2 separate regions of the Homo sapiens genome follow, and region 2 is linked to region 1. A link is an interaction called in ENCODE POLR2A ChIA-PET data of the cell type or tissue named here. Cell type or tissue: GM12878. All regions are shown on one strand. Links, peaks and the distances in the headings refer to the core of each region. The heading gives the core; the rest is flanking DNA. Region 1 overlaps OSBPL3 (oxysterol binding protein like 3). Region 2 overlaps SPMIP4 (sperm microtubule inner protein 4).

Evidence for each region. ChIA-PET counts read pairs that join two places held together with the same protein. Peaks named below come from ENCODE experiments on the same cell type or tissue, not always from the same donor. Only the 100,000 strongest peaks of a DNase experiment are listed, where the experiment ranks them.
Region 2: POLR2A ChIA-PET joins it to region 1 with 7 read pairs; 2 of 35 experiments call an interaction of 5 or more read pairs at or near these places.

What each region holds. Positions count from the first base shown.
Region 1 is chr7:24,969,685-24,972,598 of GRCh38, reverse strand. The region is part of intron 1 of OSBPL3 (oxysterol binding protein like 3); the gene reads left to right. Among named protein-coding and RNA genes, the nearest start is that of OSBPL3, 9.0 kb to the left of the region's middle. RefSeq lists an enhancer at 588-1,243. In GM12878, for the core only: no CTCF peak of the experiment used is centred there; no DNase peak of the experiment used is centred there; H3K27ac peaks cover 1,506 bases.
Region 2 is chr7:25,139,390-25,142,303 of GRCh38, reverse strand. SPMIP4 (sperm microtubule inner protein 4) reads left to right here. Exons shown (of 10, transcript NM_138811.4): 9 at 1-63. Among named protein-coding and RNA genes, the nearest start is that of CYCS, 16 kb to the right of the region's middle. In GM12878, for the core only: no CTCF peak of the experiment used is centred there; no DNase peak of the experiment used is centred there.

The DNA of each region.
Region 1 (2,914 bases), core at 188-2,687:
CCATGTGCCAGACACCAGGCTGGGTGCAGGGGATGTGGCGATGAATTGAACAGATGTGGAACCTCCCTTCAAGGAGCTTACAGACTAGAAGGGGATATAGACATTAAAGAGTTGCAGAGAATTCATTAATTACAGTGGGGAGATGTGGCTCAAAGGGAATGAGTCTGGCTTTTAATTGGGACCCTGGAGAGAAAGGTTCCATTTTTCTGTAGGTTGTGATTCAGGTTGCTGAAGGAAGAGAAAAGAGAATGTGGCTGGGGAATCCTCAAAGGAGGATGAGATGAGCAGAGTCCTGCCCTTTTGTGTCTTTCTGCCATTGCTGGAGGCCATGTAGAACTGAGTGGGAGGAGGCCTTAACTCCTCTTTTGATTTGAGGTTTTGAATTTCTCTCTCTGATGCGACACACAGGTTTGTTTATTTGCTAATGGGAGTTGAATCCAAAGTTGAGTTTTTAACACCTTTATAGCAGAAACGCAATGATATCTAGCAACCTGTCCTCCAGCATAGCCCTGCATGTAGCTTAAAATAACTTGCTGGCTAGATTCTAGTGTAGCTTAGTTGTCTGGCATCTGAGGCAAAGTGGGTTAGGGGTATGTGAAGCCTAAAAGAATACAGGGAAGCCCACTTGGGTTTTTCTCAGGTGTAGGGCTGCTTCATGCAAATTCCTGGCATATATAGAATTAACTGAGGTTTCCTTCGGAGCTTGTTGGAGCTATTAGGGAATGGGAAACCATCCTTCCTTTGAAGGTGGAGGTAATTATGAATAACAGTGATAACAGTGGCAGCCAGTAGCTGTTGGGCGCTCTCCATGTGCCAGGCTAAGTGCTTTACTTACGCTACCTCGTTAGATCTTATCACTTAGGAAGTGGTTACTATCATTCCAGTTTATCACTGATAAAACAGAGGCTAGCGAGCAGTCACTTGCTGTTTGGTTTTTCCAACATCCCTTTACCCTTCCTGATTTCCATTTGAGAAGTCACTTCTTGCCTTTGGATATAGTCTGCTGGGACCAGAAGGAGGGGCCCCATTCCCCTCAGCTGTGGCCCTGTGAGCCAGGTCAGTCACATGCCTCTCTCTGGACTCTGGGTGTGGGAGGGTCATGGAGAGTCTGCTGCGAGATGTGTCATGGCCAGACCATCTGTGCATACAGCTTTGTTGTGGTGTAGCTTTCCATTCCACGGAGCTGTGCCCGGGCTTGCCTCTCCAGCCTCCTCTTAGTTCCTTGAACTGATTTGTTTTCTAATACATTTTCTTTGGCTTCATTTACCAAATTGTTTTCTGTTGCTTCCACCCAAAGAACCCTGGTTATCCAGGCTTAGAGAGGGCGAAGTAGTTTTCCTATGATCACGCACACAGCAAGTGGCAGAACTGGGGTACAGTCAGGTCTTTCGGCCTCTATTGCCAAGCCCTTGATTAGAGACCCCCTCTGTGTGCTGAACAGCACTGGACTGGCAGTCCGAGGATCAGAGGATGGATGTAGTTCCTGTGGTACCTGCCTCTGGGGCCTTGGGCCACTGCCTCTTTGAGCTGGACAGGGTAGACAGGATGAAATCTATACATAACTAGGTGACACCCAGTTTGAGAGGATTTTCTTGTCCATGAGACTTTTGGACACATTTTGCCCCGGTTTTCTAAAGGCTTTTACTTTGAGGTTTGAGGAACGGTCTGAAGCAGTGGTTTTCAAAGTGTGACTCCAGGAGATGTATCAGTGTCATCTAGGAACTTGTTAGCAGAACTTGGGTGGGGCCCAAACCCATGGAATTGGAAACTCTGGGGGTGGAGTCCAGAAAACTGGTTTTAACCCTTCAGGTGATTATGATGCACACTAACGTTTTAAGCCCCAGACATTTTCGTTTTATTAAAAACAATTTATTATGTACAAGGTGCTACCTAGAAGTAGGGAGCAGGCAAATGTTAATTAGCCACAGCCCCGACCTCAAAGAATATTCACTTCAGTTCGGGATATATATGTTTATAGCACTCCTCCTTCTCTCTACAATTGTGTTTTTTATATCTATCTATCTGTATCTATATCTCTATATATTGATCCATCTTTTCTCTACTTATATAAACAAGATATTAAAGTGCTATAGGAGCTCAGGAGGAGTGAGGGAGATGCTTTTGCAGAGAAGTTGAGTGTTTGAGACACATCTTGAAGGGCACATGGGATTGAGATAAAGAAAGGGATGAAGGGGCTGAGTGCGATGGCTCACGCCTATAATCCCAGCACTTTGAGAGACTGAGGCAGGCAGATCACCTGAGGTCAGGAGTTCGAGACCAGCCTGGCCGCGTGGTGAAACCAAGTCTCTACTAAAAATACAAAAATTAGCTGGGCATGATGGTGGGCACCTGTAATCTCAGCTACTCGGAGGCTGAGGCAGAAGAATCGCTTGAACCGGGGAGGTGGAGGTTGCAGTCAGCCAAGATGGTGCCACTGCACTCCCTAGACGACAAGAGCGAGACACCGTCTCAAAAAAAAAAAAAAAAAAAAAAAGAAAGGGACGAAGGGAAAGGTAGGAAGGACATTCTAGGCAGAAGTGGTAGGTTAGCTAGGATGAAACAAGGCATGACATTTTAAGAGTTGGTGGACTATCCGGTTTGATGAAGAGAAGGACTGTGTAATGGGAAAAGTAAATGGAGAGGTAGATTAGGGCCCAAGTGGTATAAGTCCTAAATCCCATAGTAACTCCAAAGACTATGCTGTAAACAGTGAACAAGGAGGTGACACGGTAAGAGCTATCTTAGCAGAAAGTGTTTTGGTGGTGACAGAGAAGGGCAGAGGCTGGGAGTATAGGCACAAAGTGATGAGACCTGAACTGGGATGGTCACAGTGAGAGGAGAAAAAAGACAAATAATATCAAAATACTGGAAAGTTAGAATGATAGCCCCTAGGAACTAGGGGTTGGGAGTAGGG
Region 2 (2,914 bases), core at 104-2,603, 170 kb before region 1:
GATGATTACCATGAAAAGATGGTAGCAGAGTTAACACGAAAGATAGGATTTGACCCAGAGCCGGTAAGTAATTGCAGTCAACTCTCAGTTATTTTGGGGGAGAGTGCTGGGCTCCTTCTTGCTTTGCCACTTTTTGTGTCCTGGGTTTTAGCAACCAAGTTAGCAAATGGAAATTTTTACTTATTTTAGAAGTGAATTCTGAGCTGATTTGAACTGGTTTGAATACTTTGTCTGCTGTTTGGGAAAACAAGCAAGATTTCTTTTCTTGGGCCAGGCGCAGTGCCTCACACCTGTAATCCCAGCACTCTGGGAGGCCGAGGCGGACAGATCACGAGGTCAGGAGTTCGAGACCAGCCTGGCCAATATGGTGAAACTCTGTCTCTACTAAAAATACACAAATTAGCCAGGCGTGGTGGCACTCGCCTCTACTCCCAGCTGCTCAGGAGGCTGAGGCAGAAGAATCGCTCGAACCCAGGAGGCAGAGGTTGCAATGAGCTGAGATCGTGCCACTGCGCTCCAGCCTAGACGACAGAGCGAGACTACGTCTCAAAAAAAAGAGATTTCTTTTCTTCTTCAGAGTGGTTTTTTTTTTTTAACAGATTTTCTACTATGCTACTGTTGCTGAAATAACTTACAAAAGAAGCAGTTTACAAAAGAATTTAACTAGTGATTTAATGAGATTCCTAGTAAATTCCGTAGATCTTTGCTTTTTTTTTTTTTTTTTTTTTTCCTTGAGACAGAGTCTCACTCTGTTGCCAGGCTGGAGTACGGTGGCACGATCTCAGCTCACTGCAACCTCCGCCTCCTTGGTTCAAGCGATTCTCATGCCTCAGCCTCCAGAATAGCTGGGATTACAGGCACGCACCACCACACCCAGCTAATTTTTGTATTTGTAGTAGAGACGGGGTTTCACCATGTTGACCAGGATGGTCTCGATCTCCTGACCTCGTGATTCGCCCGCCTCGGCCTCCCAAAGTGCTGGGATTACAGGCGTGAGCTACTGCGCCTGGCCCTTTGCATATTTATATATCTTGTACATTACCATTGCTTTTGAAGAAATAAAGGCTTCCTCCTGATATTCATAATAATTGAGAGCTGGCTGAATTACAATGAAAAGCCAATACGTTCTCTGCAGATATCAGTAGAGACTTTTAAATTGATTATGCGAAATGGCCTGGAAGAAATAATCAAGCCCTTTAATGAGCAAAAGTATAATCTGTTGGTTTAATTATGTAAATGAGATGAAATGACCTAATAGTTTGCATATGTGTTGTTTTATTTGAGGCCTAAATTTTATTCTCGACGACTACAAATTTTGAAAACAAAATTAACATTTTAAAGGTATATAAATTGTGAAAAACACAAGGAAAAACATCTGTAAGATTATTTCAGTTTGAACACTTTAAAAACTGAGCTGGGTCAGGCTCGGTGGCTCATGCCTGTAATCCTAGCACTTTGGGAGGCTGAGGCGGGTGGATCGCCTGAGGTCAGGAGTTCGAGACCAGCCTGGCCAACATGGTGAGACCCGTCTCTACTAAAAATACAAAAATTAGCCGGGCGTGGTGGTGGGCGCCTGTAATCCCAGCTACTCTGGAGGCTGAGGCAGGAGAATCGCTTCAGCCAGGGGGATGGGGCGGAGGTTGCAGCAAGCCAAGATCATGCTGGGCGGGGGGAGAAAAGAAAACAAAAAAACTGAGCTGAGGGCCGGGCGTGGTGGCTCTTGCCTATAATCCCAGCACTTTGGGAGACTGAGGCGGGTGGACCACCTGAGGTCAGGAGTTGGAGACCAGCCTGGCCAACATGGTGAAACCCTGTCTCTACTAAAAATACAAAAATTAACCGGGCATGGTGGCACATGCCTGTAGTCCTAGCTACTCAGGAGGCTAAGGTGGGAGAATCGCTTGAATCTGGGAAGCAGAGGTTGCTGTGAGCAAAGGTTGTGCCACTGCACTCCAGCCTGGGCAACAGAGTGAGACTCCATCTCAAAATAAATTAATAAATAAAATAAAAACTGAGCTGAACATACTGATTTTACATTTGCTTCAGCATTTCCTAAGGTGATATAAAATCATAACACCAGGAGCAGGTTTATAGGCTGTGTTTTATCATTCACTGAAGGGTTTTTAATAATTTTTTTGTTGAATTTGCAATGAGCATTCTCTAAGTATAGAAAATATTATATGAACATATGTTGTCAGGTGTGTTCAACAACTGTCCAGATTTCCAGAGATTCGACCCTGTATGGTATGTACAAAATACATATTCCATTATATACAGGATGTTTGCCAAATATGTTATATGCAAAATCATTGTGCAAGCAAATCAACTCTTAAATATTTATGAATAACGAGATAAAATATACCTAAGATAATTGGAAGTTTAAAAGAAAGTTTTAGTGACTCTTGCTGGTTTCTGATTAAACCATAAAGAACAGACTGGGAAAACATGTTTTAATGGTAATAAAAATGTGTATGAAATATTTTATTGTAGTAGTGTAAAATAAAAGCACTAAAAACTGCTTCTTGCATACAGAAATATATATGGTCAAAGTACAATATGATAAGTCCTGTCCTTTTTTATGACAAATTTAACAAAGCACGTCAAAGAGCTGAAGTTTTTTCATCACAGTATTTACTCAAACTTGATTAGCTAAAGGCTGTAACAAATTTGTTACCTCAATATGGAAATTTCTCTGACTATGAACAGATTAGCTTTCAAAAGGATGTTCCTAAGTCCATTTTTTTAAGTCCAAGCTACAGTGATTATTTTCTCACTACTCTCATTTGTATTATCTCTGCTGTCAATTCCATCATCATTATACATACATTCTTTGGTAGTTTTTTTACTTTAACATATTATTATAAAATGTTTGAAACATACAGAAAAGTAAAAAAAAAAATGTATAATTAACACC